Regions from separate parts of the Mus musculus genome. Here region 2 is linked to region 1. Evidence: chromatin loops called from intact Hi-C (ENCODE). Cell type or tissue: heart. All regions are shown on one strand. Links, peaks and the distances in the headings refer to the core of each region. The heading gives the core; the rest is flanking DNA.

Region 1 (15,364 bases), core at 2,857-10,856:
ACACATCAGGGTGTCGGCCATGGGCTCCCTAAAATGGGCTCATAGTACTCCTTTCCTAAGTAAGTGAATTCTGTCCCTGTTCAAGGCAGACTTCTCACTACATGTCCAGTTAAGGGCAGCACGTTGAGAAAGGAAGGCTTGGGTGCTTTTGTTTGTTTGTCTTAAGTGCCATGGGAAAGGAACATGGCCTCCAATGAAGGGGATTTCTGTTTAAAATATCCAGTCTCATGTAGGTGCATTTGGCTCCTGGGATGAAAATGGGCTGTGTACAATGTTGTGTTTGGGTGTGCTCAGAGCTCTGGAGTTAGAAAGGTTTATCACCAAGCTTTCATGTTGTAAGATAACCCAGTCAGATACAAAAGCAGGACACTGCGACATTGTAGCTTTGGTCATCGGGGTGTGAGATGGGATGGATGCTCAGCACCGGAAGGTGCCGTGGGCTCTCACGGCCACAGGATTGTTTTGGCTTCAGTTTTTGTCACCATTGGTGGCTCTTCACAGTCATACTGAAAATGTAATAGAGGAATAGAAGACTTGCAGTGTCTGGTGTTTGGTAGATGCTAATCCCCCTACTCCCGGTCCATTTGGTTTTCCTAGGGTGGTGGACCCTGAAGAAACTTCTTAGATCTGCAGCCTCAGGATCCCCTGGGAACTTGGTAGAAACACAGAGACCCAGGAGCCACAGAAGAGCTGGTCACAGGCTCTCTGTGTGAGGCACTGTACTTGGGAAGCTTTGGCCTATGACACTTTCCTGGGAATTTCAGTTCCTATTGCTGATGTTGTCATGGGGTGGGGGTGGGGGGGGTTGGGACAGTGTGGTGATGGTGGTGTGTGTGTATGTGTGTGTGTGTCTGTCTGTCTGTCTGTATGTGTGTCCTGTTGGGATCAAACCCACAGCTTGCACATGCTAAGAACATGCTCTGTCACTGAACTGTACACCCTCATGAGCCCAGATTTATTTTGGCTATGATTGAGTATAGCTCTTATTGATATTTAAGGCTCCAGCCCTGCAGTGAGCTCATCCATGCCATGGTTCAAAGAAGGTATGGGATGAGGTGGTTTTGGGCTCTTGGGTTGTGGGAAGAACAGAATGAGAACCTCTCTGTGTATTTATCTTACTACCCAGGAGCAAGATAAACTCCAGTTCTCAACATTAGCCATTATTTACCTCTAAATTCCAAGTGTCCAGATGTATTCGCCACAGTCAGCTCACACTTTGGGGTCAGGCTGAAGAAGTAATTAATCATGTTCTTTTCTAATTCCAACGTTATTCGTTCTGACCCTTGTGGGACTTGGTTTCTGGGCTTTGCAAACCAAAAGGTTTATCTTAGGCTTACCACAAGAGAGGGAATTCAGTCCCAAATGAAGCTAGTTTAGAGACAACAAAATTCATGTAGGACTGCCATTCCTGAATTGACTGACTTTAAAAGCCCAATTTAAAACCAAGTCTTGTGATGATTTTAAAGTCTACTGGCACTGGGAGATGAGGAACCTCATCTCAGAGACATTTCAGATACCAAGTGTGACATGTGGTATTTGAAGGACTCTCGGGGGATCTGCTCACTTGAAACAGTGAAACTGTAGCTTCAACTAATTTTGACACTGGGTTTTTCTAAAACAGTCTCTGGGCTCCAAGAATGTGGCATAAATGACTCGATTAAGTTCAATTCTTTTCTAAGAAACATTGAAAGTTAATTCCCCCCACCCCCATGATGGCTATTCTTGGTTGTCAACGTGACTATATCTGGTACTAAAAACCAAACCTAGAGGGCACACCTGTGAGAGATTTTTGCTTAATTTGAAATAGGAAGATTGATTTCTAATTTGGACCTTTTAGTTAGGAACACACATCTTCAGTCCATCCAAAGACATGCCTTCAGTCCAGATCTGGAGTTGGAAAGATACACCTTTCATTTGGGCCACACCTTCTGCTGGAAGCCTATACAAGTTTATACGTGGAAGAAGGAAGTTTCTGCTCTTGGCCCGTTTGCCCTTGCCTTGCTAGCTCATCCATTCATTCACTGGCATTAGAGCCTACTTCTTCAGGAATCCAGTATCTGCTGAACCAGCTGAGACCAGCCGAACACCAGATCAGGCCTCCTGAACTGAGAAATTACTGGATTGTTGGACTTTCAGGTCACAGACAGCCGTGTGTGTGTGTGTGTGTGTGTGTGTGTGTGTAGAGGAATTTTCATCCAGCAAAATGGCTACTCTAGCAAGGGATCATATCCAAAGACCTAGGTCTGTGTGATCCAGCTGGAGATGTGTATGTGTATGTGTATGTGTGTGTGTTTGTGTGTGTTCTGTATATCTTTAATCCCCCTGACTGGAAGGAATACAGACACATCTTTAGTACACAACTTTAATCCCAAACAATGATGTCTATTTGAGGGGCAGACAAAGTGACAAATCAGAGAAAGATCTGACAGAATGAATCAGAGATAGGATAAGATGAACTCCTACAGGAAAACACAGGAAAAAGAGGCTACTTAAGACCAGCAACAGAGAAAAGGGGGTGGGGTGTGTGTGTGTAAGTTTTACAGAGACAGGTTGCAGAGAGAGCAAGCTAGATAAAAGTGAAGACAGAAACCAGAGATGATAATGAGCCAGAAGATTAAAACATATTGCCAAAATTTATATGAGCGATTCAGTCAGAAGCTGAGAGAAGCCAGATTGAATCAGTCAGCTTGGAATATTAGGTTGTATGGAGGCTAGAAGCTTCCGGGGTTAGGCCTAGGAATAATTAGAACAGACAAAGAAATACTCTGGGCTCAGCTCAAGCTGTGTATTGGCACAGCTTGGATCCAGCTCTTATCCCTCCATCAGAGGAAATAAAAGAGACATTTACATATATATGTAGTATATAATTTATGTAATGCATATATAGAGATTCATTTTGTAAGTTCTGTTACTCTGAGAATTCTGACTAATAGACTTCCATTTCTTGAGCTAATTAGGATACTTAAAAGTTATCTTCCAGTTAGGAAGGGATTAATCTAGCCTAACTGGGCCCATCTTGGGATGATGTCTGTGGAAAGAAGCCCAGCCTGCAGCAGACTGAGTCTCCTGATGGGGAGTTGAGCTTCTTGGGCTTATGGATCTGTACCATGTGTGTAGGAAGAGAAAATGAGGTCTGTGATTGTTCTGTCCCTCGACTCTTTGGAAGGCAGGAATGCTGGCTCAGGAAATGGGAGACCCAGTTTCTAGCTTTAGACAAGTCAAAATGCTGCATGTTCTTGGGGAATAAGAGATTTGTGCGAAGAAAGAATTTAGAAGCAGACTCATATTTAGTTCACCTCAGCTAATGTGCATTCTCTCTCCCTTTTTAACGTGCGTCTGTCTACATGATATGTAGCGTGTGCGCGCTTATGTTTGCTTGAGTGGACGCACATGTGTGGAGGCCAGAGGGCAACCTGGGATCTTTATCCTCACCTTCCAGCTTGTGTCAGGCAGAGACTCTTATTCACTACTGTGTATGCCAAGCTAGCTGGTCACAAGCTTCCAGGGACTTCTCTGTTGTCACCTCCCATTTCTTCATAGTCACAATCTGGCTTGTATTCTGTATGGTGGAGAGAGAAGTATTCCCTCCCCATCTGGATCACAGATCTCTCCAGCACAAAGCTCTTGGGTAAAGTGCAGGCAGAGTGATTGGCCTTGTGTCTGTGGGTAATACTGTTAGCAATCTCTGGTGCCCAGGGCAACCCTGAGAAGCCAGCTGGGTCAGGGTAGGACTACCTAAGCTTTATAAAGCCCTCTCTTTTTGCTTTCAAGCTTGTTATTTCTGTTGACTTGTTATTTGGTGCTATTTTATTTAAAGCTCTTTAGCTGAGGGGGACCTTGAACTCTGACTTTCCTGTTTCTACCTCCTAAGTACTAGAAAGCAACACCATGTCAGTTTCTATGTAATGCTGTGGTGAATTGAACCCAGAGCTCTGGGCATGCCAGGCAGGCACTCTTCCAACTGAGCTACATTCCAAGTCTCTAGTAATATCTTTATGGGTTTTTAATCTCTGTTATGTTGCACAACAAAAGAGTTCTTGTCTATGGTCAAAGATATGAGAATTCCCAGAGGAAATAATGGCAGACGAGCCCAAAACAGGGCAAGGTGACATTTGGGGACAGGGCTGGAAGCTTCTTGTGTTCTCTCTCTCTCTCTCTCTCTCTCTCTCTCTCTCTCCCTCTCCCTCTCCCTCTCCCTCTCCCTCTCTTTCTCTCTCTCTCTCTCTCTCTCTCTCTCTCTCTCTCTCTCTCTCTCTCTCTCTCTCTCTGGGTCTCAGTCCAGGATTTGATTACCTTATATCATAAAGTAGCCAAGTTCTTTGCTTACAAGTAGAGAAGTACTTTGGGGAATAGGGACCAGCAACTCAAAACAAATGGGAAGCATGGTGAGAGACAACAGTGCAAGACAGAGGTCATGTGTAAAACAGTGCAGACAACATGGCTAGTCTGAACTTTAAGAAGGAGGTGATGTCAGACCATCCACTTGGGTCTGTCATTAGCTGGTGTATAATATATACACATGTGGCTTGTTTAAAAATCAAAGTGATGTCAGGCAGGGTGGCACATGGATTTAATCCAAGCACTCTAGAGGCAGAGGCAAAGGCAGGTGGATCTTTGTGAGACCAAGGCCAGCCTGATCTATACTGCAAGTTCCTGGACAGTCAGCACTAAATAAAGAGGCTGTGCCACAGGAGGAAGAAGAAGAAGATGAAGAAGAAGGAGAAGAAGGAGAAAAAAGAGAAGAAGAAGAAGAAGAAGAAGAAGAAGAAGAAGAAGAAGAAGAAGAAGAAGAAGAAGAAGAAGAAGAGGAAGAAGAAGAGGAAGAGGAAGAGGAGGAAGTGGAGGAGGAAGAGGAGGAGGAAGCAGAGCGGGAGGGAGAGGGAGGGAGAAAGAGAGGGAGAGAGAAAGGACAGGGTGGGTCAAGCCCCAAAGATTGAGTGGCTGGGCAGCATCCACTGTGTGTCCACTGTGCGGCACCTTGGACTCTGCTCCTGTGCTGGGCTATGCCTTGACAAGATCTTCAGTGCCATTTCTTCCCCAGATCTGTTATGGCTTCTGGAGCCACTGTTGGTGCTCTCCAGTTTCCAACAGTGTCGAGAAGTTGCTATGGGAGACGTGAGGAGAAGTAGGAACAGAGGAGATGCACTCTGTGTTTGGGCCACGTCACTGGGAAAGGTCGACCTTGAGTATGCTCACACTGCCACTTTGGCTTCAAGAAAACAGATGCAGGATCATTCAGTCAATATAGAATTTCAAAATATAGGTCAGTGACCCCCAAACCCAGCTGTCCAGTTGAATCTTGTGAGTTACTTTCCAGAATGAGTTTCACAGGCTATTACTCCACTTACGTTGATATTCATCCCAGAAAGACCAGGATGAAAAACAAGGAGAAACCTTGACCTCTGCCTCAGCACCTAGCACGCTTTCTAGTTCTGTGACCTTTCAATAGGTCACTTAGCCTGCCTAACCCAGCATCCTCATCTGGGGGCAGAAGACACGGAGCTTAAGATGACTTTAAGAAAATGACACACATGAAAAGCTTATTGCTCACATCACAGGAATCTCTCAGAAAATATTAACTAATTTCTATTCTTAACCAGAATTTGCACATCAGGTGCTGGCTTGGTACTGTGGAAATGCGCAAAAGATCAAGAGTCTCGCATTCCTCCCTGTCGATTATCTGACTGAAAGGCCTGGGGAAGCCAGTGCACACGGGTAGCCAGTAGGGTCTGGGACAGAAACCACTCTGCTTGAAAGTTCGAATTACAAGAAGGTGCCAAAAGGATGTAACTTGCATTTAGGCGAGGTTCTGGGTGGTGCTGGAGAAAATGGAAGAGGCTAGAGGCTTGAGAGGCTTTTCAGAGCAGGCATCCGAGGGACTCACAACGAGCCGAAGTGCTTTCTGACGATGCCGACATCTCTAATACTAGACTCTGACTAATTGCTATTTATAGCTGCTTGTATTCAAAAGCTTGTTTATGCCATAAGTGGGGCCGAAAAAGAATTGTCAGCTGAAGGGCGTGGAAAGCACTCTGAGCTCAGAGTCTGCTTTTCAAAATCCATGAGCCATCTCCACTCCTAGCTAGCTGGGTGACCTTAGACAAGCTACCGGGTGTGCTCTGTTCCCTCACTGAACACAGGATGCAGGGTGGAGCTTGTGCTAAGAAAGGGAACAACCGCCAGGCTTCTGTGTCTAACATTCAGCATCCATGCCTGACAAAATGCCCTGCAAGATGCTGGTTATATGTGCTCAGTCTTTAATCTCTTCTTCTGTCTAAAAGGACCGTCCTCTATGGAAGACTGCTTTTCAAATGTAATACCCACATTGAGGTTTCTATAAAGAACGTTTGGGTTCTGCTTATCTGCATAGACAACGTACCTCATGGTTCTGTTAGACGTGTCTTCCCTCACCAGGTTCATCTCTTCCCACTCCGGATTCTTCTGCCAAGAGATCATACCATAATGATGATGCCACCCCTGTACACAGAAATAATGCAAGATGTGACCCTTGGGTGTGTAAGGCATATTGCAAAGTAGCCACAAACCTTCACCTTAGACAGCGTGTTCTTTCGTAGGGTGTGTTTGCCCCTTCATCAGACAGGAGGTGGATTCTATTTCCCCTCACTCAGAGACTGTTATTTCCTCAGCCAGTACAAGGCAATTGAAGTGGAACTGTGAGAGTTCTCAAGTGAAGCATTCGTAGACCCCACAGTTTCTAATCTCATGCACTCTCTGGAAGCTTCTTGGAGGCTGCCCTGCCTGTCCTACCCCAAAGATGGGAGGCATGTGGAGCAGAGAGGCTCCCCTACCAAGGCAGCACTTTTCTGCCAGACCCTCAGCTTCCCACCCCCACCCTTTCTGAAGCAGCCACATAAACCCCATGAAGCTCCCACATGCCTGCAGCTGCACGGGGCCTTCCACCTTTAAATGTCAGTCAGTGTCAATACAAATAGGTTGTATTAGTACTAATTGAAAGTGGTAAATATTTATGCATTTGTCAATATATATTGACATATTTTCCATCGGTTAGGCGTGCTGTTGGTTTGAGAAGATTGGAAAATGCCTTTTGCATATTAAATCATCCCCTCAGAGGCAGTGTTTGGAGTAGAAAATACCTAAAGCTTGGTTTCCCACTATTGTGTGCCTCTCATAGGGAGGACGGTTATACTGTGTCTTCTTCAATGGCAGAAGAGTCTAGGGCCTGTGGTCCTGCTCCAGATGGGTGCACAGCATCCTTAGAGTGTCCCTAGCAAGCCACTGTACTAAGATAACCTGGCCAGTATCTGGTTTCATTCTGGGGACTGAGGCCTTTATTTTTTTTTTTTATTACATTTATCATCATCATCCTCACTATCATCACCACCACCATCATCACCATCCTCATGAAGAGTTGCGAATAGACACTCACATTCCACAGAATCTATCTGGAGGTCAGAAGCCAATCTGCAAGTGTCGATTTTCTCCTTCCATTGTTTCAGTCCTGGAGAGTAAACCGAGGTCTCACAGGCTTCAAGACACATTGCTTTAGTAGAAGTGTTGATAAATGTCACGACTCAGCTACAGGACAAAAATGGATACCCATCTTCATGATTTAATACAAATATCAACACTTCACTCTCCACATGCCTCTCTTCCTCTATCCCTCTACCCCTGGATTGAGCCCAAGGCCCCTGGTACTTCAGGCAAGCCATCTTGTTACATTTCTAGCCCTTCTCCTTTGATTTCAAAGGCCATTTGTTGTTTGTTTGTTTGTTTGTTTTTAACTCAGGAGAAAGTCCCTCCCTACTTGTATAAGATGTATAAGAGCTTTATAAACAATATTTTACTTAATTTCCTTGCTAATGACACTTCATATAAAACAAACAAATAATAAAAGCCATTTTGGTTGCTTATTGTCTTAAGTTGCTTATTGGTTGCTTATAGTGGTTATATGTCATATGGTAAAGGGACTGGTCTAAAATTGGTATATGGTAATGGGAAACTTTGAGAAATTGTGTGTGCTAACCATTTGGCCACACAGAGACTGTATGCAGTGAGAAAAACTAGTCTACATGTTACCTAAATGAAATGTCAATAAAGCCTTTTAGTTGTCTTTGTTCTTTAGGACCAGGTCTTTTATAGTCCAGGTTGGCATAAGGCTCACTGCATAGTGAAGCTTGGCTGTGAACTCTGTATCCTCCTGCCTCTGCCACGCTGGGGTTACAAGGCATGTACCATCATACCTGGGGAAAATTAATTAATTCTTTTTCCATAGTGTTAAGAATTAAACCTAGGGCCTTGTACATACTATACAAACACTACCACTGAGCTACACTCTATCCTAAGAGAAAACATATTAGTGGAAGGAATTAATAAAACAGGTTTCAAAGTAAATATATAGTTGAAGTATATGTGTGTATGTCTCTCTCTCTCTCTCTCTCTCTCTCTCTCTCTCTCTGTGTGTGTGTGTGTGTGTGTGTGTGTGTGTGTGTGTGTGTGTGTGTGTGTTTCAGAGATGATTTTCTGTGGCAATGATTGGATGGCTCTTAAATAAAATAAACAGGTGGTTTACTTCCTGATAAATTTGTACCAATTTACTGTGGTCACCTAATGAACCACCATAGAGTTCTGTGACTTTTAAGCAACCATACTTCTCTCCCATAATCCACAAGTCCTGGGCTCCTTGTTAGGAAGCTGTACATCTATTATATTCCATGGTTTCCCACCCCCCCTTGCCCCCCCCCCCCGTCCTCCTAGAGGAGGCAGCTAGCCTGGCTGCATTCAACAGCTAGAAGTACCACTTCCTTCTAAGCCTGTAATGGGGACTCTGTCACCTCTTGTCATATTTGAGCAAGTCAGTCACAAGACTAAGCCTAAAGTCTAGAGACATAGGAAAGCACCCTGTTTTTAGGGATGCGTGTTCCAAAGGAGGGAGTGGCCAGAATGAGGAGTGAGGAGCTGGAGCTGGTCATCAAGTCTGAGTGATGCTGTAAGGATGAACAAAAGATAAAGCATGGCAGAGATGGGAAGGAGTACTTTGTGTGTGTGTGTGGGGGGGGGGGGCATCACTATCTGAATATCATTGTACCATGGCTTGCAAGCTGTAGTTCATTGGGCCCTATTCCTCTAAGGCCTAACCTTGTTGAATCATGTGCCATTCCCATCTGTTCCCACATTGCCTGTGTTGTGTGTAGCTGTCTGTTGGTAGCAGTGTGTCTGAGAATCTCAGATAGAGGTTGTATGGCTACAAAATGTAGATGTTTACCATGTATCTCTCTGCAGATAGGATTCGGTATTCCTCTTTTACAGATGCAACTAAATGGTTTAAGAGAAGTGAATTCAGCTACAGTTCTATGTCTCTGGCTGCCCCAGTTCCTTTTAGGGCTTTTCTGATAAGCTTTACATTCTGGTTCTTGTGTGTTTTTATAAAACAGTTGAAATAAAGCGATAATATAATCCTGATGCCTCGCTTTTGTTACACGCAGCCAACACAAATCACACCTGCAAGCTACAATCCCTCAAAGTTCACGAGTCTTGGCAAATTACAGAATGCAGAGCACAGATGAGGGAACTAGTTGCTAATTTTGCTTTGCTATTAATGTTTTGTGGCTGTGAGGGTCATTCATGATGTTAGACAATAGGGCCATTGTTTCTGTTCTGCTGAAAGACAGTCTGATTGTGTTTTTATAGAACACGATGCAGACCCACTCTCCCTGATCCCAATGAAAAATGCCACAGACCTTTGTCTGCCCAAACCGCCTTCTGTCAGCTTTGGGGCTGAGTAGGGGCTGATTATCCATGGCTAATGGGTTAGTAAATATTCAGACTGCTTCCTAGTTTCCTTTCTTGCTGTATGTGTATGTATGATTATGCATACTCATGTATGTGTTTATGTGTTATGTATGCATGTATGATTTATGTATGTGTTTATGTATATATTACATATATTTTGGTGATGCTGTTTTTTAGCCCAGGGCCTCAATCTGCTACACAAGTATTCTGAACTTCACCTCCAGCCCCCCCTCTTGAATGAATAAGTAAACTTCTTGTAATATATTACAAAAAAAGTTTTAAAAGACAAAAACTATCCATTTTGCATTGCTTACCACTATGATGACAAGTACAATGATTTTATTAAATGGGAGACCTTTATGATTAAAAACAATCACTTCAGTTACTTTAGATAAAATGTTTTTAAAAATGTAACATAAAACTGCTGCAGGCACACTGTTACAAATATGTAGCAGCAGTGTTTGTTTACAAGTATAGAACAAAGACCCTCTAAGACATGCACGTCCTAGCTTCTAGAGTGACAGTTCTCAACCTTCCTCATTCTATGACCCCTTAACACAGCAGTTCATGCTGTGATGACCCCATCATAAAATCATTTTCTTTGCTACTTCACAACTGTAATTTTGCTACTTTTATGAATAATAATGTAAATATCTGTGTTTTCTGATGGTCTCAGATGACCCCTGTGAAAAGGTCATTCTATCCTCAATGTGGTTGAGACCCAACATTTAGAACTGCTGTTCTAGAAATTGTGGGGATTATCTGTGCTGCAGAAAGTGATTTGTAGATGTTAAAGAGTTAAGAGTCTTGAGAGGAAAGATGGTTGTGGATATTTTGGGTGGGCCTTGTGTTATCTCAGGGGTCCTTTTAAAAGTAAGGCAGGAAGGTTGAAATCAGAGCAGGTAAAACTGCAGAGGGCTCTGGATGCTGTGGTTGAAGATGAAGCAGATGGTACTTCTAACAGCCAAGGAATAAGATGGCCTCTCAATGGTAAGAAAAAGCAGGCAACACCAAAAATTAAATAGCTTTAAAAATGAATAATTTCAAGCTGGGCAGTGGTGCTGCACGCCTTTAATCCCAGCACTTAGGAGGCAGAGGCAGGCAGATTTCTAAGTGCAAAGCCAGCCTGGTCTACAGAGTGAGTTCCAGGACAGCCAGGGCTATACAGAGAAACCCTGTCTCGGAAAAAAAAAAAATAGTCATTTCCTAGTCTTGCCCCATCTCTCTAGACCCTGTGACCTTGTAAAGTGTCACTCCTAGAGTAAAGGGTGTAATGACACTCCTTCTGTCCTCTGTGGAGCTACAGTCTGGGCTGTGGCAGTTATAGATCTCAGGCTCCTTGTCTACCAGGCTGTGCGTGTAAGGGCAGAGTCACCATGACTTAGTGAACTCTTTCTGGTCTTATGGTGGGGTGCTCCCCATGGGGGGGGGGGGGATGATTCCAGAATGCACAGTCAGTCCTTCCATCCCCTTTCACAAGTAAAAGGAGTCTTTAAATTTTTTTCATTTTCTTTTTACTTATCCCAAATGGATGGTTTTGTTTGTTTGTTTGTTTGTTTGTTTTTCCAATAAAAAGATGCTCCTGGTGGAAAGCCCCTAATGGCAGCACCCTAGGGATGCTGCTCATTGCTGAAGTCCTCATGCCAGGTCCCTAAGTACTGCAGTTCCTGGCTTAGCTGGCTAAATCATAGTCAAAATCCTCTTCCTAAAGCCTCAGAATAAGCCACTGATTACACTGGCCCGATGTGCAGGCTAATCAAATGCTCTTGATATTATAGCTGACTCACTCAGATCCTCTCCCCCCTCATCTCCTGCTTCCATCTTTATCTGCCCTTGCAGATCTTCTGCATACAGAGAGGTGACCTGAGATGGGGAGGACATAAACGCCGTCAGTCACCGTGGACCAAATAATGAGTCACACAGTCTCGGCTTTGGGTTGTCTATACTGCACCTTTGACGGTTCTTGGAAAGTCAGTGATTTGGTTTGGCTCCAATCCCAAGTTCAGTTTCCTTTGGTTGCTTCCTGCATAATGTGTCCTGGCTGGAATCCTTACTGTCTTGGGGTTTGTCAAGGAAAGATTCTGAAACATCAGAATGGAGATGCGTGTCAGCTGTTTTTCCCCTTGTAGTGAAAAATGCCTGACAGAAGCAGCTTAAGGAAGGAAATGTTTGCCTTGGCTCACAGTTCAAGGATTCACAGTTCATTATGGCGGGAAGACTTGACCGCTGACTGGTCTAAGTATGCCCACATCTACAGTCAGGAGTAGGGGGAGATTAATTCTGATGCTTAACTCTCTCTATCTTTTTTTAAACCCCAGTAGTTCACAGTCCCGAACCCTGGGATATTTAGGATAGGTCCTCTCAGCTCAGCTATCCCTTACATGCATACTCAGATGCTTGTATTTCTATGGTATATCCTAGGTATTATCAATTGATGACCAACACTATATTTGAATATATATACATATATATGTATATACTTATTAAATGTATCAATAATTATTAATATCACATATAAATATATATGTATGTGTGTTTATACAATAATATATATTGATAGTCTATTACTGTATACTATATGTGTATATATTTACATGTAATAATATATATTCTATCATGGCCTTATTTGATTCAAGCAATGTAAGGAGAAATTAAGCAAAGAATATACTGGCTGAAAATATCCCGTATCTGAAATGCTTAGGGCCATAAGTGCCTCATATTTTACAATGTTTTCTTATATTTTATTATCTGATCATTCCTAATGTCCCCTCTGAAATGTAAAAGGCTTGGAGCATTTAATTTTTGCAGATCAAAGATGCCCAATCTTTTAAAAATTAAGTTGAGAGACTTCAGAATGACAAGTCTTGCAAACACTTGCAGATATGAATGGCAGAATAAGTTCACATTCTGACACACCAGCAGTTTTTGAGGCTTCCTCCAAACAGGAGGACTGAAAATACTTGGACAGTGGAGAAATGTCAGCCAGCATCTGTTTTTGTTTGCAGTTTTAGTTTTGTTTTGTTTTGTTTTGTTTTGTGGTTTGAGTTTGTTTTCTGGTTGTATGGATGGCTGGGTATAAAAGGCAGAACATGGACTTTACAGTTTGCTGCCTCTTTTACAGCTCTCCGTTTGACTCTTGGGTTCTACCAGGGTGAAAATGAATGTTTTTGTAGCATCCTCTCCCTGTTGCCTGCTCCTAAAAAAGGGGAAGGAGACACAGGCTCCAGATCACTGTGCACTTGCTGTCAGAAAGGTCAGTTTCATGTTTTTCAAGCACAGGAAAAAAAGACCCCTGGTGCACTAGATGACATTCTTAGCTCAAGCCGGGCCAGACAATCCAGGGATTTCTTTCTTGCATTTCTGTTACAATTTCTATGCCACCATGGACCTTGTGGAAACAGCTGCAAGCCAAAGCATGAATTTCCTGCCTGTCATGCCTTTTTACATCCACGTTGTCATCAGCTGGGCTTTGGCATGCTCTATAGAGCTGATGGATTCCAGGCAACATGGTATCTTTAAGTCCTTGGAGCAAACAGGTTTCAGAACAATCGGATTTGTCCCCAAGAGTGTCTTCATACTCCTTATCCCAGTCCTTGAAAGTTTGGATCCCATGCTTCTAGTGGGGAGTTTGATTTCCCTGGAGATGATCTGTAAATAGATCTAAGGCCAAGATCTCAGCTACAGTGCATGTAGTCAGCATCCAGAGCCTTCTGTGGACTCCCTCCTGCAGTTGCTAGTGCCTTCCTATCATAGCACCGTGTTCTACATCTGAGCATATCAGGGTGAATTTCCAAGGGAAAAACTACACTTGGCTTGGCCTCTGGGGATGTGTTTTCTTCCTAGAGTGACTCACTTCTAGTAGAAGCCTCTGGTCTCTTGGGTCTCTCTACCAGCTTTGCTTAGGAGAGATTAATGGAGCCATTGGGCCTTTTAAAAGTTACACAATAGCTTATTATCTTTGGGGTGGTTGCTTTTCATAAGGCTGCTACTATTGGTTTTTTTCCTAATATCATTGACTCATAATTTTATGTTTTTGCTTATCTTTTTTTTTTAAGATGATAGTCTCATGAAGTCCAGGCTGGTCCTGAATTTGCAGTGTAGCCAGTGATAGCTTTGACCTATGATCTTCTGACTCCGCGTCTTAAGTGCTATGATTAAAGGTGTGTGCAACCACACCACTGAGTTTATGTGAACTCAAGGGATGGAAAAGTCTTGAGTAGGATGTAAATGTAGTTGATCAGCCAAAGTGAATTTTAGAGAGTGAGAGACTTGAAGCACCAGCTATCCCTGTGTCGTATCTTCCAGATAATGCCCTTTGTCCCTATTTTCCATGTTCTTTGTTTTCAGTAAAATTCAGAGGATTTACACAAGCTTACAGAGAGAAAGTCAGAGGTGGGAATGGCGTGGTTGCTAAAGAGCTTGCCTTGCATGCATGAGGACCTGAGTTCTATACTAATACTCCTGTAATGTCAAGTGAAGCAGCATGTGTTTGTCATCCTAGCACTAGCTCCGGGGAGGCAGGAAGATCTCTACGGTTGACAAGCCGGACAGCTTAGCTTAATTTGTAAGCTCCAGGCCAGTGGGAGACCCTGCCTCAAAAGATGGTGGCCCTGAGGATGACACCCTAAGGTTACACCCTGGTCTCAACATGTGTATGGGCAGCATAGACACAAACACACACGAAGAAGAGTCAGGAAAAAGGCTCTTTAAAAAAAAAATCGTACATGCTGATAAGATGGCTCAATAGAGCCAGACCTGACACTCTGCAGTTGACCACTGGATCCCCTCAGATGTCAGGAAAGAACCAACTCCCAAGAGTCTCCTTTGGCCTTCATCTTCTTGCCATAGCATGTGCACACTCCCAAAATAAATAAAGGAAGTAAAAATGTCATCGAACTGACTGGGATTTCCCTGCCACTCTTCTTGCTCAGGATGACTGTTCTTGGCTGTTCTATGAGAAGGAGCACCACCTCTGTGCCCAGTTCCATACCAGTCAGGATAGGCTCTCTTTTGCCCTTAGGATAGTGTCGTCTAGCTCGGATCTCTTGAAGTCCTACATCCCTCCCCAGGACTCAGCATTCGCCTCCTCTGCATCCAGTGGTTGCTTCACGATAATCATCAAGGCCCCCCGTATCTTGAAACAAATCACATCCAAGACATGTTAACTGCTTGGCTTATAATTAATTCTTAATTTGGCCAAGGGAGCAAGGACTGTCTTCAGAGCAGGCCTCCTGCTCCCATTCTTGATTTACAGACCAGGAATGACCACCAGTTTTTCCCATCTAAGGCTTTGTTTCCTCATTGTTAGTCGCCTGCATCCATAAAAGACCCAGAGGCCATTGCAGCAGCCCAGTGGCGCCCCTCTTTCTCTTGTTGACTTGGAGTGGGGGAGGAGGAGTGGCAGAATGCTTTCTGCTGCTGCAGAGGAGTTAGTTCTGAGGTAGAGGCTGCCGGGTGGAGAGAAGCCGTCTTCTGGACCTTTGTGTGAGGGGCACTGGGCTCTGTGGGGCAGGAGCTCCCTTTGCTTCTCTAAGCAGCCACCATCTACTGAGCACCACTTTGGGGAGTAAGCTTTCAGCATCCTGCCTGGCTG
Region 2 (15,364 bases), core at 2,904-10,903, 82 kb before region 1:
CCATAGCCACGATGACCATTTAGCTGTCACGTGATCTTACCACTAACCAGGTGTTGCAGAAATGGAGAAAAACCTCTATTTTCTCTAGAGGATGGTCCCGATGAGGCGGTCAAGATTCCGTAGTGCTTTATCTGCCTTAACTGGGGAGTGCCCGTGATGCCCCGCCTACTTTGTTACCTGCCATCATTTTGCCTGGATCACAGGTATGCAGACTTACTAGTTTTTGTTTTGTTTTGTTTTGTTTTGTTTTGTTTTTGTTTTAAGATTAAGTTAGCTTCTTACTTCAAGGACAATGAGAGAGTCCTTGGCTTGTGCCTAAAGCCTGCGGAGTACCGCTCCAGTCACACAGGGGAGAGCCTCACCAAGAGGAGGAGGAAAACCCGGGTCCACCTGTGGGGGTTTCCTGCATGAGCTCTGGTGCCTCCTCCACTCTGTGAACTCTGGAACCACTCCACCCTATTTTTAGCAGCCAGGGGGCTGCTCTGTTTGGGGTAATACTTGCTCCAAAGTATACCACCACTTTCCCCTGTCTTTCTGTAACTGGCCTGGCAGCGATGACGTTATTCTAAAGAGATACTTCAGCCCCTCAGTTTGGCTATCAGGATATTGAAACACTGTATCTCCCCAAATTAAAGGACTCCCAGCAATCTCCTGCAGAGAGAAGAGGAAGCCTAAAGTCAGGGCCTGCAAAAGGAAAACTTTTCTCCTGGAAAGAGATTTGCAACTTGTCAGCCCACTTTGCTGAGGGAGAAAACTTGGCTAAGGCTGCTTCAAATGCATAACTCTGTACTTCTAATTAAGCCTAAACCTCATGCCAAGAGCCTGAAAAGATGGACTTCAGTGAGGCATGGATTGTTTTGTCCCTGATTCCAATATCGATTAAAATCCTCCCCCCCTTCAATGTTATATTTTATTTATTTATTTATTTATTTATTTATTTATGTGCGTGTGCGTGTTATGGAAATCAGAGGGCAAGTTGGAGGAATTTTGTTCCATCATGTGGGACCTGGGAACAAACTCTGATCCTTTATCTGCTAAGCCATCTTTCTGGCCTTACATTTTTACTATTAATTTGGCTCTTTTGATTGGGTTCATTTAAGATAGACGGCTGAACCTGGCCTATTGGGGCATAGACTGTGACCCTAAGTATGGTAACATTTTCTTTAGCTGTACAAGATGGCAAAGTATCTGTGTCCTGTGTCTTGTTCTCAGTTTCAATTCAGCTAAATGTGTGGGAATTTCACTCACAGCAACTAGTTCCTACAGGACACCAACTATCAGGGGCAGGGAAAACTGACAACCACTCACAGACCATTCCTCAGAGCAGCTATCCAAGAACTCAGACTTATGCTTAGAGTTACTAATTCATTATAAAGGCTGTGACAGGGTCCTAGAGGAGTAGCCAGACAGAAGAAATGCAGTGAGGTATGGTTTGCCCATTGTAGGAGGAACGGTGCAGCCTCTTCTGTATAAATTCGGGAGGGGGCTTGGGGGGACAGCTACAAAGGCATCTCCAATAGGAGAACCAATTGAGGACTGCCTGAGAGGCCAAGGATTGTCGATACAGACATTGCCAGTCAATTGGGACCTGCTGTTTAGGAGAGATGCTTTCTTGGGACCAATGGGGCACGGGTGGACAGTATTAAAGGAGCTTGTGGCAGCGTTCAGACAAGCTTGTTGGGCTGTTTTTACCTGCTTCTGGAGTCTGTGTCTGACTCCATGCCACCTCACTTCCAGCCCCCAAGGGCAAGTAGGGTCCAGCAGCAGGCAGTCCAGGGCACAGGCAGCAAGCCCATGCCTTCTCTGAGTACAGCATCCACCTGGCACTGCCATGTCCTTTGGGGAATTTACGAGTCTTCATCTTAGAGACATGTTGTGTTACATCATTGACCATCAGTGATCAGCTGACCTTCAGCCCTCGTCACTCCCTGAGGACAGAGGTTGGTGCTGAAACTTCTAGCTTAAATCAAATATTTGGCTCTTGGGCAAACAGTCTCTATTCTGATAGCCTAGTTCCAATGTTCTAAAGAGGTAGTCTGCAGAGGTTACCTCTTTAGAACAAAAGATGTTCCAATTATCCACAAGATCCAAAGGATTTAGAAGTTCCATTCTGGGTCAAAGGTCAAATATTAGAGCAGAAGACTCCCATCATATCTTGAGCCACGGAGCTGATACCAGTAATGTCTCGTCTTATAGGATCACAGGCTTGTGATCATATGGCGTGAAGGTGAGATTTTACATCTCTGTTCTTCTGGGCACCATAGCCTGTTCCATACACATGTATGGTGCAAGAGAAAGATTTTCGAAAATTTGAATGTCTCAAGTGACATGACCAGCTTGGCAACAGTGCTTCCCCTAACCAGTTTGTATTTCTGTTTGAATGTGCAAATCAGGAAGATGTGAAAGTCCGTGGACAACAGGCAGGATAGGGAAGGAAACAGAAAAACTCCAGAGGATGTCTTAACACTTCCTGGTTCCTGGTGCTAGGATTCTTAGGGAGACACTAGAAACAATGTAAAGATCTGTTAGTGATATAGTTACTGTGATGAGAAATGGCAACATGTAAAAACCTATAGGCACAACAGGAAGAACACGATGGGAATATGCTTGAATAGTCCTAAAGGAAAAAACAAAAACGAAAAGAAGTGCCCCCAACGTGGTCCCAGGTGCCCTAGCTCGGGCCCAGAAAGCCTCCCTCACATTTTCCCAGCTCTTCCAGGCTTCCTAAAATGGAACACCTTAATAGTGGTCATTTATATAAACCTTTTCAAGAAGACAGTTTTGTATTTATGTAGTAGAAGTCTCTATGGTCTGTGCTGACTTCAAATTTGTCAATATTGTACATTTAACTATGATTGAGGCAGCAGATGCTGTCACCGAGTTTAAATATTAGGATGCCAATCATCTAGGAAATAACAAAGTAGCAAAGGACCCTCTGCGTGCTACATTCTTGGTCAAGTGAGGGCTGGGGAGGGGCTGGTTCTGAGCTGAAGTATGCCTTTCTTCATTGGCCACAGTGATCTGGAAGAGATTAGAAACTCACCAAGAAGAGGCCGTTTACCCACATACTGCCCCAGAGATGTAAATCATTAACTTTTGGTGCAGCTGTGGCCCCGAGAGAGTTGGGAAGCTGTTCATTTACCGGCACTGTAGCAGAGGCCAGGGGCTTCAAACCACACTGCCAATTTCTGAGTGTTTCACAGCATTTCGCCTATTCCCGACCAAGATCAAAGATTTTGTTAAGTTGATATTAGAGATGTAGAGGAAGTTTATCTTCGGCAGAAAAGAACAGTTGGAAGCTTTCTGGTCCCACTCAGCTCTAAGTACCCAGGGGACAGGATGCTCCTTTCTCTGGGAAGGTTGAGTGACAGAGACTTTGTCTACATGTTGTTGGTGACAAACCAGATGGGTCTTCACATTCACTTAGTGGTTCTGGAATTCTGGAACACACCCAGCCCATGGGGTATTCTTTGGAATGTTAGTTCCGTGATGATGGATGAAACCCTTCCTGAGGCTGTGGGAGTCTCTTAAACGTCTGTACACGGTTCTACAGACTCTCGTTCTGAACATATCACTATATTGAGATAGATCACAGACTAGGCACATGGTCTAGACCGATGGAGAATGGCTAGCCAGATGGAAGAATACACCAAGGAAAAGATGGACATATGAGCTCTGTGGAAAGCTGAGTCTAAGAACAACAGCATACATGTTCCCAGTGGCTGGAAAAGAGCAGGGAAGGATGGATGGTTTGAGTGACAGGAAGTTGAGCGAGGTCCAAGTACCTGTTGGAGTGGGAAAGAGCGACGTTTAGCTATAGATTGACTTGTGGAGTGTTGTCCACAGAGCCTTATGGTGCTGTCTGCCTGGTTTCTTCTGAGACATTTCAAGAACTGACCAGAATTAAAACCACAGTGAAAAAGTGTTTATCATGTGCAAGGCAATTTTTTTTTTGAAAATTAATTCCCTCAGTCTGTTCAGCAGTCTTGAGTGGACACTGCTGTTCTCTTCACTTGATGATGTGGAAGCTGATGCTGAGAAGTGAATAAGCCATGTTGCTGCAAAAGGAGATGTTGGGGTGTGACTCTAGCAGCTGACCCTCAAGTCTACATGACCTCTTGTTTCCCCAGTTCCTGGAGGGACATTGTCCAGTCTGTAGAGAGCCAGGAATTTCCTTGTGGGATTAGTGCTTGAGTTTTCCCTCCATCCACATGTCTCAGATCAACTGAATTCCCTCCCAGAACTCAATCCCTCTCCTTAAACATTTTTAATGTTTAATTACACGAAGTTCATACTGAGGTTTGCTGGAATTTATTGTATCATTTGGCTTAAGTATAAAGGCAGCTATGTAGCTGTCTCAATACTGCAATGAGGGAAAACTTTAATGTCTGAAGAGCTGGCAAAATCCCTAGCCAGCATTGCAGAGGAATGTATTTTGCCCCATTGTCTTCTCTGGTGATTTGAGTTGTGGGTTGCCCGTGTACCTGTCCATCCTTTGACTGCAAGGGTTGCTTCCTTTATGCCCTCTGGAAGAGACTGTGGACTTTTTCTGTAACTTCTGGGCTTGGGTTTCCTGTTGAGAAAGCACTCAGACACACACACAGACACAGACACACACACACACACACACACACACACACACACACACACACACACACCCCTCCCTTGATACCTCAGACCACTCTTTGTGTAGCCTCTCCTATCTTGATGCTTAGAGAACCTCCTTCTTTTAACTAATTAACGCCCAGAAATTCAAACCATCTTAACCTTACAAACGACACACATTTCCTGTTCCTCTAATCAGCTGCGTCTTATTGCAGTCCTCTCTGAAGATGGCACAGATGGTTCAGCACATGCTTCTGAGAATTGTCAGTGAACCTGAAGTTTTACTGCCCCCCCCCCCCAATCTGCGTCCTCTCATTTGAAAGGAAGATGGAGGATGACAAAGGAACTTGCCTGGTTGGGAAGGGGGTGTCTTGCTGATTTCCGGGTGCTTAGGAGTTCAGAAAACACAGAAAGCAAAATGCCCATTTGCAAACAAGCCCGGTTTAATACAGCCCAGAGACTGAGGCGGGATTCTCAGGGGAGATGGTCTGTCCAGTTTACTCCTCAGTCACCGGCTGATACCTTCCTTGTTTCTATCACTTGCTGAGCTCAAGCAACGCACCACAAACAGATCTATTGAAGGAGTAAAGAGAGAGACAGCCCCTCACCCCAGAGACCTATGACACTGGGTTTTTTAAGCACTGGGGTGTCTGTGTGGGGGGGTGGTGGTGAGAAATAATTAACCCTAAAGAAGAGAGTCTCACAATGTGGTCACAGCTGTCCTAGCTTCCTATGTAGAGCAGGCTGGCCTGGAGCTCCCAGAGATCCACCTGTCATTGGCTGCCTTCGTACTGATGTTAAACATGTGCACTGCTATACCTGGTAGGATTTTTTTTTTTTTTTTGAGACAAGATCTAATGTAGCAGAGGCTGACCCTGAACTTGCTGTGATTATGGGTATGGTCCACCCTGGCCATCCTGTCCATTAACTGCCCCACTCACACCCTCACCCCCAACCAAAGCTTCATCATTTGAAGACCCACTTGGGACCAAGGAGATAATTATATGGTCTTTTTTGGCCTGAAGGCTTAGAACTCAGCAAGGTCTTTGTAGTCTGTTCTTTTCCTCATTTGGGGTTTCTAAACATCCTTTAATGGGGGAAACTGACTCTACAAAGAGGATCGTGATTTTCACTGGTGCTGGTAACATGTCACCTTTGTAGCTAACACTCAGAGTGGAAATCTTACGTTCTGACGAGTGACCGTCCAGTGACACAGCTTAATCACCCAGGGATTGGTATCTTGGATGCCATGCCTCTCCTCCCTGGTCCCATGGACGGCCCTCTCCTATTTTTACTCATGAGATAAGAGAAGCGGAAGTGAAAGTTTCTGTCTGAGCCAAAGAGAGTAAGGGAGACGCTGAGGAGACTCTGGGGTGCGGAGAGTTTGTCTCCGGTGCTCACCGGCTCTTACTGCAGTGCAGAAGAGTCGAGTCTTCCTCTGGATGGAAGGGGCTGCTCTTTCCCCTGGTTGTTTTCTGTTTGCCATGGTTGTCGTGGGAGCTGGAGATGAGGCTCAGCAAGGGGAGAGCTTGTGGAGCAAACAGGAGAACCTCAATGTGATCTCCAGCACCCCTGTGAAAATGTCAAGTGTGGTGGTGTGACATCAGTGTGTGACATCAGTGTGTGACATCAGTGTGTGACATCAGTGCTGGGAAGGTGGAGGCAGGAGGATCTCTGGGACTCAAAGGCTAACCAGCTTAGTGTACAGGGTATGTGATTCAGGCTAATGAGAGACCCCCACACACACCCACACACCCACACACACACAATACATACTCACTTAAAAAAAACTTGCCATGGTGGCCCACCCTCCTCCTCCCTCCTTCCTTGCCTCTGTCCTTCTTTTCTTCCTTCCTTTCTTCCTTCCTTTCTTTCTTTCTTTCTTTCTTTCTTTCTTTCTTTCTTTCTTTCTTTCTTTCTTTCTTTCTTTCACTCCTCTCTCTTTCTGCTATGTTGGGCTATTTTCAATATTACAGGGAAATCTATTCATGAAATGCCCTTTCCTCTGTCCCCTACTTTGCACATTGGGTTCATTTGCTTGGGCTATCGTAATACAGAACACACACACTGAGGTCTTCACGGATAGCAGTTTATTTTCTCACAGCCCTAGAGCCTAGAAGTCCAAGACCGGGGTTCTTAGCAGATTGATTTCAGTGTGGTTTACAGACAGAGGCCAAGGCCTTCTGCGCGTGCTCTGGCCAAGTTTCTCATCTCTTTCTATCAGATTAGGGTCCACGTCTGTGACCTCATTTAACCTCATTTAGCCCAATTACCTCTTGATTGAAAAGGCCCTATCTCTAAATAAGGCCACCTTCTTCAGTATAGGAGGTTAGGTATCAAAATACAGATGTTCTAGGGGACACAGTTCAGCTCAAGAGGATGCCCGCTGTACCTTTGCACCATAACTCTGTAGTTCTAGACCCCCTGAATTATATTCCTGTGTTTCTAGAACCCAGCACACCTCAGCTTATAACTATTCGATGAGTCAAGAATTGGAGCAAGGCAGGGCTTTGTTCTGCTGAACTCATGAAACTATCCAAGCAAGGCCCGCACAGAGCTGACAAAGCTCAGCACACATTTGTGGAGCATTGCTGGCTGGGTAGGTGGCATAGACATATGAAAGTTCAAGGCACGACAGAAGAATGTGTCTCAAAATGTTCTAAGTGGTGAGAAAACAGGGATGGTTCTGTTGTGGTTGTTGTTGGCTCCAAGGCTTGAAGCAATAATCCTAAGTGGAAAATCTCATAGTGAAGACAGCCCATTAGGACAAACTTTACATCCAGCCCTTGTTTGCTGCATCACGGGGGTATAAAGATTTTAGGTCAAGTCATTTAGGTAGACACTGCATTTTTATCTGTTAGTTATATTATTTCATGAGCACGCATGTGTTGTGTATGTGGGGCTGTATATGTGCATGTGTGTTCACGCCCATGCACATGACTGTGGGAGCCAGAGGAGGATGCTGCCTTTTGTTCTCTACCTAATTCCACTTTATTCACTTGAGGCAGGGTCTCTTACTATACCTGAAGCTTGCCATTTTGCCTAGACTGGCTTGTAGTAAGAACTTTGGTTTCTTTAAAAACCAAAGACATATTATAAGAACATGTTTTCATTCAATCCCAGGTGTGGGGTATGGGACTGACTGCTTCGGATTGTCCACAGCAGCTGATTTGCCTTGTCCTCTAGCAGGGGCGTGGTTTGCCAGCTGCAGATAGTTTCCACGAGTATGTGACATTTGGAATTCTGGGGACTCTTTAGAAGATATAGAAATGCTAGGGCCCCAATAGGCCATGTGTGGGTTGTTGGTTGGTTGCGGTTTGTTAAGTAGTCATGGGCAAAATGGAAATAACAAGAAGAAGAAGAAAAAAAAATAGATGTCATGATGTTGAAGACCAAATTTGCCCTAAGGAACTGGATGCCCCTTATCAGCAGGAAGCAGTCTAACAATAAAGTCACCCTCCTTCTCTGCTACCCTTCTCTCTCTCCTATCTAGTGTGAGGGGGTGGAGAAGGGTGGAAGAAAGAACAACCCACAACATAGCAAGTGTCCAGATGTACTGGCTAGCCAGTGAGATCCCCAGAGTTTAACACCTGCTTCTGCTTCTGCTGTCCCCAGTTCGGGAGTCACAGGCATACATCATCATGCCTAACTTTTACATAAGTGCCAGGAGATTTAACTCCAGTCCTCACACTAGCAAACAAGCCGCGTTACCCACCGAGCCACCCCTCCAACCCTGACACTGTAGTTTTAAAATGGTGATTGGACTATTTATAGCCATGTTAAATTCTTTTATTCAGTAGACACAGTGGGATAATGCTGCCTTTCCTTCACTTAAGGCGTAGCTGCAGAGGAGGGGGCTGTAAAACCCTGCATTCCGTGAGCCAAAGTGCTGGAATCTATTTAACTCAGGGTACCAAGGTGATGGTGCCATCTCACAGGAGAGCACGAAGCCCTTTGTCTCTGAACTTTTCAAGTAGGCACTTTCTTTTTTGGCTGAGATTCCTGCCTGCAGCAATTCCTTCTGTGTTCATTTGTAAATAGCCATGCCTAACATTTCTGTGATCCCTTCTTTGGAGACCTTAGGTTATTGGGAATTTCCAGATTGGAAATTTTTATAATTCAAAGAGATTGGATTCAATTTTCACAAACCAGAGATTTACCAACATAATGAATCATGTGGAATGAAATGATCAAGAGAGACTTGGATTTCTTCCTGATGTCTTCAGAAGCATCATTTACATATGGTAATTGCTCACCTGACTCAGAGGCGAGTCTGCTAAGAACTCACCTGCTGGTCCCCATCACTGTGAAGACTTTAAAGAAGACCATGATGGAGTCATTTTAATGCATCCTTGGTTTCTTCCTAGGAACCTGCCGTTATAATTATGGCTTATTGGAGGGAGCATTCTGTCCCCAGTTGAGCCACGCAATAACATTATGCAGGGAAAAAAAATAAGCACACTTAGCACTCTAGAATCTTCCGTGGATGGCTCTAATTACACGGGGAGCACTTGTCTGGCTTGAGTGTGTTTTAAGAATCCAGTCCTTCAAGTAGCACTGATGTCCGGTTTTGAAACAGCAGTGTGCTGCTTCACCACGGATCCTCCTCAGGCCCTGCGTACTTCAGCAGACAGAATCAAGTGCTTGTGCTTCAGCTTTGAAGAGCACCAGAAACCCTGTTTATTAAAACAGTTCTCTTTGGCACTTTGTAGCATTAGGATAATGCGGCCTTAGCAGAGGTAGAGTGTCTCCTGAACACTTACCAGAAGGAGGATTGCTCTTCCCCACAGTGCCCTGCCTTTCTGAGGATGGTTTTTTGTTTGTTTGTTTGTTTGTTTGTTTGTTGTTTTTATTTGCTTGTTTTATCCATGGTCCTCTTTCTACATGCTATTCTCCCCTCCTCCCTCTCTCTGTCTCTCTGTCTCAGCTTCTCTCTCTCTCTCTCTCTCTCTCTCTCTCTCTCTCTCTCTCTCTCTCCCTGTTGTTGAAGATAGGGTCTCCTTATATTGTCCAGGCTGTCCTGAAACTCACTGTGTATCCTAGCATGGCTTCAACCCCATCATGATACAAGACAGGGAGCCAATAGACCTGAAGATCACAGTTCCCAAGGCTTTTGAGCAGCGGCTTTCAGGTTCATTGTTTCATGCCCAAGAAGAATGATAAGTGTGGGCAAGGAATAAACAGGAGGAAGTAGATTTATTAAGAAAAATTCCTGAGTGGGAAGTGTTGTCCCAAGACACATGCTTTCAGTGGGCCCTTTTGTGAAGTGGATAGAGGCTGATTGGTAATTGATCATTTTTTGAAGGCATCAAAAGCTTAACTTGTGAGGAGCCCACACACCTTCTGTATCCTCCTAGGCCCAAGTGAAGGAGTGATCCCATCATGCATTGCTCCTCCCACCATGCATCATGGTCACCTTTGTCAGCTTTCTCTCAAGTCATAAGCCACTGACTTGGTCACTTCCTTTTTCTCTTCTAAAACAGTGCGACTGGCTTCTAATCTATCACAGGCTCCTGTTGTCGCTTCCTGTGAGAAGCTAACTCCTGTCTCATTGGCAGCTTCTGTGCTAGGACTGCATGCCTGCACCACCACATTCAGCCTAGAGCATCTTCCCAGAGAGAAGAAACAGCAGGTACCCTGGCTGTCAGGCATGTTTTCTGTAGTGCTCTTATCATACAGACTCCTTTTTAGACATTAACACTTTTAGCTAAGTGGTGGTAAGAAGACGACTCTGAAATCTAGCAGATCGACTTACAACAAACAGATCTGTCCATCACTTGAGTTTGCCTAACTGTCTCCACACGCGGCCTCCAGGGTGCTGCGCAATGTTTCCGTGCTTCTTTTGTGCAGAGGGGTCTAGTAACATGTATTGTATGTGTAAATGGTTTTAAAATGTCACTCACCAAATAATGCATTATGACTGCTTTGTGGCCAAAACTATTAGAGCCACCAAAAGCTGCTGTATCTATCCATGCTCACCCTCCTTCCTCCTTCTACTGTGGGCTGTCACACCCAGCAAGAAGCCCTGCTTCACACCCCTCCACTGTCGTCCATCCACCTGCCCCCCCCTCCATCTTGCTCATCTAGCCAGGCGTTCACACTGTGCTGTGAAGAGAATTACTGTTTGCAGCTCCTTGTGTGGGGGACATTTATCAACTCCATGTCAGGCTGTAGTTTGAAGTCTTTTATTTTCTCTGTCAGCTTCTTTGGTGATGGTTCCCTGGCAGTTCCTCCAAAGAGCACAGGGGAAGGTCTATTCATACCACTTTCTAGGAACAGAAAGATAGAGTTGCGTTTCTATCATCCATTTCCTCAAGTTGGAAGCAAAATGGTATTGTGATGAAAGCAGTTATAAGCAACTTACAAAAGAAGGCATGTGTCCTCTTTTTAAACCAGTGATTTTAACATGCATATTATTTGTTCGCAAGTAAGTTATCCTCTGGAAAGCTTTGCAGTAGGCTGACTAAAATATAAGCGATATTAATTTGTTGGAATATGAATGATCTGCCCTTTCCTCTTTCTTGTGGTACTAGGGGTTGAAGCTAGGGCCTTGCTAAGTTCTACCATTGAGCTGCACTCTGGTCTCAAAATGGTTTGAGGGGCTGATGAGGTTTTAGGAAGAGCAAGAAAATGACTGAAGGCCAGCACAGTGGCACTGTGGGTACTTTGTCCTTGTCATGGCTCTGTGAAACAGGCCTGTGATCCTGGCTCTGTGGATGAGGAGCATGAAGCCAAGTGTGGCCAAGCCATTACACAGCAGTATGTGGCTGAGCTGGCCAGGAGGCTAGCCCTACTCTCCCAAGCCCGGGGTACAATGGCTTGTTTAATGTCTACAGAATTAGGGAGCAAGAATGATGTTGTTGTCAGAAGGAAAGGAGGGAGGACATTTCAGGAAAGAAAAGAAGCAAAATGTTGGAGGGGTGGACGAGAGCTGCACATGAGCCATGATGCTCAGGGCACAGTGGGCAGACAAATCCGGCCGGAGGAGAGGCTAGCATCAGGCTGGGGAGGAAAGGCAAGCGAGCAGAAGGTCAGGGCCTCCGCCAGACAGGTGGAGACAGAACAGTTGCTTTCATCACCTGGGAGGGATTTTTTTTAACCACTTCTGAGGACACCTTACAAAGGCGACCTTGAAGTTTTTCAGTGTATGTTGTACACAAGAGCAAGATTGTAGGTCACTGAATGCCAACTGTGCTGCTGGGCAGGCTAGCCTTAATGGCAGAAATTTCACAACATCTACTGGGAAGTGAACGGCAGTCAGTGGGTACTGAGAGAGGAAGAATGCGTTTTCTTAAGGGACAAGTCTGTGATAGGATGTGTTATCCATCCCAAGTGGTCATCCCTAACACATGCACATAGACAGACTCGATAGGGTGCATGTATGTGTGTGTATAGAGGAAATAATAGTGTCATGAATTCACGAGTGACTTAGGAAGATAGGAGGGGGTGGATTGGGAAAAAAAGTGTCAGAAATAATGTAAATGAGGTACTCATGTAAAATAAAATAAAATTCTTTAATGCATGGCAAAAACTATTGCAGATCATGCCACTAGGCCAGACATTTTCCTTCAAGGGGCCAACTTTGTCCATGTTATTTGATTTTGGACAATCATGGGAATATGGCTCGGGGTGGGCATATAATTTCTGTAATGAAGGAGACCACCTGGCTTATAGAAGAAGTCCAACATATCCACTGTCAGCTCTCCAGAGGGTCTATCTGCTGACCTCTGGTTTCCTATTTATTTACAGACAAAGCCTCTCACATGCTGGCCTTGTTTAGTACATAATAGCTGGAGTTTGCTGTGTAGACAAAGGTTCAAGAGGCCAGCCATACAGACAGGACTGACAGTAGGCACTTGGGAGTCAAGTGCATATCTCAGAAGTTAGGTAAGAAAGGATTTCTAAGAATGATTGTCATATTCTGTGACTTTTCCTGGGGATACATGAACAAATGTGAATTTACCTTAGACTGGGAACAAATAGAAGAAAAGATTCCACTCAAGTTTACTGTGGAGAGCCAGTAAAGTTCACGTTACTGACAGAGGTCTGGCCGACATGGGTACCAAGCTATATCTCTGGAACTCCCCGCCTGGTTTGCAGGCAGCTCCCTTGAAGAATTTCCTCTTCACCAGCTATTACTGCTAACTGCTGTAATAACTCTGGGGGAGGGCCTGGGCGTCTTATGGTTTTCTTGGAAGTTTCCTGTGCCAAAGCTCTTCTCCCACCTTCCATCTAGGAGATAACTTTCCAATCTGAAGGAAATAGCTACCCAACATAGGGAGTCTATGATGTCAAGTGTACATTTATTGGTGTTTTAAAACGGTGTGGAAAACCAGGAAGCAATAGGTGCAGAAAAAGAGAGACCTAATTAAAAAAAAAAAAAGCCAGTGGTCAGATCAGTTTATAGCCATGAGTTAGAAAGACCCAGGCATTCCAGCTGTGAATGTAAGATGTGGCGTAATGGCCCTAGATATAGAAGTTAATGTGCAATCCCACTTGTTCCAGATGAAGTTAAGTAAAATGGCTTGCCATCGTCCTTTGGCTTTACAGCCTCTGTGAGTCCTGTTTCTGGCCCCTGATGCTATGGGAATGAGACTCTCCCTTTATGCCTGTTTGACTGTTCACGCCTTATTTTTATGACCTTTCTTATCATAAGCAACCCATCCCCCTATGCAAAGCCCATCTATGTTCCTGGCTCCAGCAGTTTCCACTATGGCTGCTGCTGTTCTGAGCCTGTGGGCCCCCCTGCCAAGCTCAAGAGCAGGGATAGGCAAGGTCAGGGACACAGAAGCCTGAGGTGGGCTGGGCCGTGGGGGAGGAGCGTATGAACAAAGTCGGGATCCGCTGACCTTAACGTGCAGCGATTCCAGCTACAGCATGGAGCCTTCTTCAAAACCGCTAATGAACAGGTGAGGTGAGGCGCCAGAGGAAGACAGAGTGAGCCAAGGATGATTTATTCCATCACCTTATGGGGGAAAGGCGGTTGACATGACATCAGAATTCAGGGGGGAAATGCACAAGGCGTTTCAAAAGAGGCTGAGCCTTATTCCAGAAAAGTAAAGCTGAAAGTTTTGAAAGGGGAGGCAGCTGCTAGCCACAGGTGGAAGGAGGAGTTAGAGGATCACCAGAGAAGTCAGCTTAAATTTAAATTGTATCACTGGCCACCTGAAGACCGTAAGAGCTTTGCACACACATTGAATTAGTAACAGAGTCTCAGAGATAAAGCCATAGGCCCTGTAAGAGTTCCATTTGCCATCACTGTCTGGTCCTTCTTCACGATCCAAGATCCCTGAGTAGGGACACCTCTGATTAGGTTCAGCAAACCTTTGGCATACCTTTAGGTATACAATACCCCCCCTCCCGTAAATATATGTGGCATTAAGGTGTCTTACCACGAATTTTAGAGGGCATATGTCCATAAGACACCTCTGACAGTCTAGTTCAGTGTAGCACATCCTCCTTCCAAAACAAAAACCTGTGAGCTAGATTTGATAGTGTTTGGTTTAGTAGAAGTTTGTGGATGTAGGATTTTACTTTATAGTTTTGAATTTTTTAGCATGGTAATATAAGAATGGCTTTCTAGGGAAGGACTTGAGTTTATGCCTTGTAGCTGACGGAAGTGAGTGTTTTCTACTTGACGAGCAGAGGTTACTATGTGCTTGTGAACTCTCTGCCTTCTAGAGGAGGGATCTGAGCTTAACTCTCACTCAAGGTCAATCTGCCAACTGTATCTATGAAGTAAGTTCGCCACCCGTCCCATTCCTTCCTTGTCTCTGGGGTCATGTAACTAGCTGCCCTGACCTCACCCCCTCCCTCTGTCTCCCTGGAAACGTTAGGCAAATACATAGTGGCGTCCATCTTTATACGAGTGCACATTGGATGGTGGAAGTAAAGTGGACAGACAGGGGTGCGCTGGTCGAGAGATGTCAAGGTGGTGAGCCTGGTTGTTCTGCTGATGGCTTTAAGAGGTTTTCCTTGTGTTGGGAGTTTGTCTAGCGTGTGCGAGGTTCTAGGTTGAACACTTGATGCCACCCCCCTAAAAAAAACCCTCACTCATTTTTTTTTCTTAGGTATAATAGCTATTCGCTTATAATCTAGACAGTCAGGCTGGGCAGGAAAGTTACTTGTTCAGGGCCATTGCTAGGCTCACCCCAGCAACAACATCAGCCTATGAAACTTCTGCTCTACCAGTCTTGGGCTGCGAGCCTGTGTACTGAGTGAGCGTTGCCTCTGTTTCTCTGGTCTGAGCAGTAGACTGCTGGTTCCAGCAAGCATCTTTCTTTGTAGGCTGCAACCAGTAATTTGGGTGATGCTATTTGGGTGATCCTTCTCATGGCTGCACACACCCTGATGGGCTTCTCCTGATGGCAGCTGAGAGCCTTCATCCCATTTGACCATCAAATTTCTTTAATCCTTGATGAAATCCATCTGGTTATTCAGCATGGAAAAGAACACCCTATGCTCTGTTTTCTACATTCCAAGCCCTTGAGCCTCCTGGTTTGGGGAGTGACACCAGACACAGGGGCTGAGCGTGGAAACAGCCTAGCACCGCCAGCCCTGGCAGCTGTCCCTCCTCTCTGTAACTTACCAGAGGGGCCCCCGTCATGCCTCGGGCTCCAGGAAATGAGTTTAGAAGATCCAGCATCTTCAGGAGTGGTTGGAAGCAGTACACAAGCTCATGGCATCCCAGAAACCACCTGCCATGTCCTACCTTGTTCATCAATCAGTAGCCTCTCTATGAAGTATTGAAACCTGAGTC

What was found. A loop is a pair of places that touch in the nucleus more often than their neighbours do. Peaks named below come from ENCODE experiments on the same cell type or tissue, not always from the same donor. Only the 100,000 strongest peaks of a DNase experiment are listed, where the experiment ranks them.
Region 2: it touches region 1 in a loop (2.0-fold over the local background); 2 of 42 quality-filtered maps call a loop at or near these places.

Annotation. Positions count from the first base shown.
Region 1 is chr11:108,156,601-108,171,964 of GRCm38, reverse strand. All of the region lies in intron 3 of Prkca (protein kinase C, alpha), which reads left to right. Among named protein-coding and RNA genes, the nearest start is that of Gm11655, 8.7 kb to the left of the region's middle. In heart, for the core only: no CTCF peak of the experiment used is centred there; a DNase peak (open chromatin) is centred at 6,044; H3K4me3 peaks cover 258 bases; H3K27ac peaks cover 2,392 bases.
Region 2 is chr11:108,239,135-108,254,498 of GRCm38, reverse strand. All of the region lies in intron 2 of Prkca (protein kinase C, alpha), which reads left to right. Among named protein-coding and RNA genes, the nearest start is that of Gm11655, 74 kb to the right of the region's middle. In heart, for the core only: no CTCF peak of the experiment used is centred there; a DNase peak (open chromatin) is centred at 5,908; H3K4me3 peaks cover 737 bases; H3K27ac peaks cover 3,132 bases.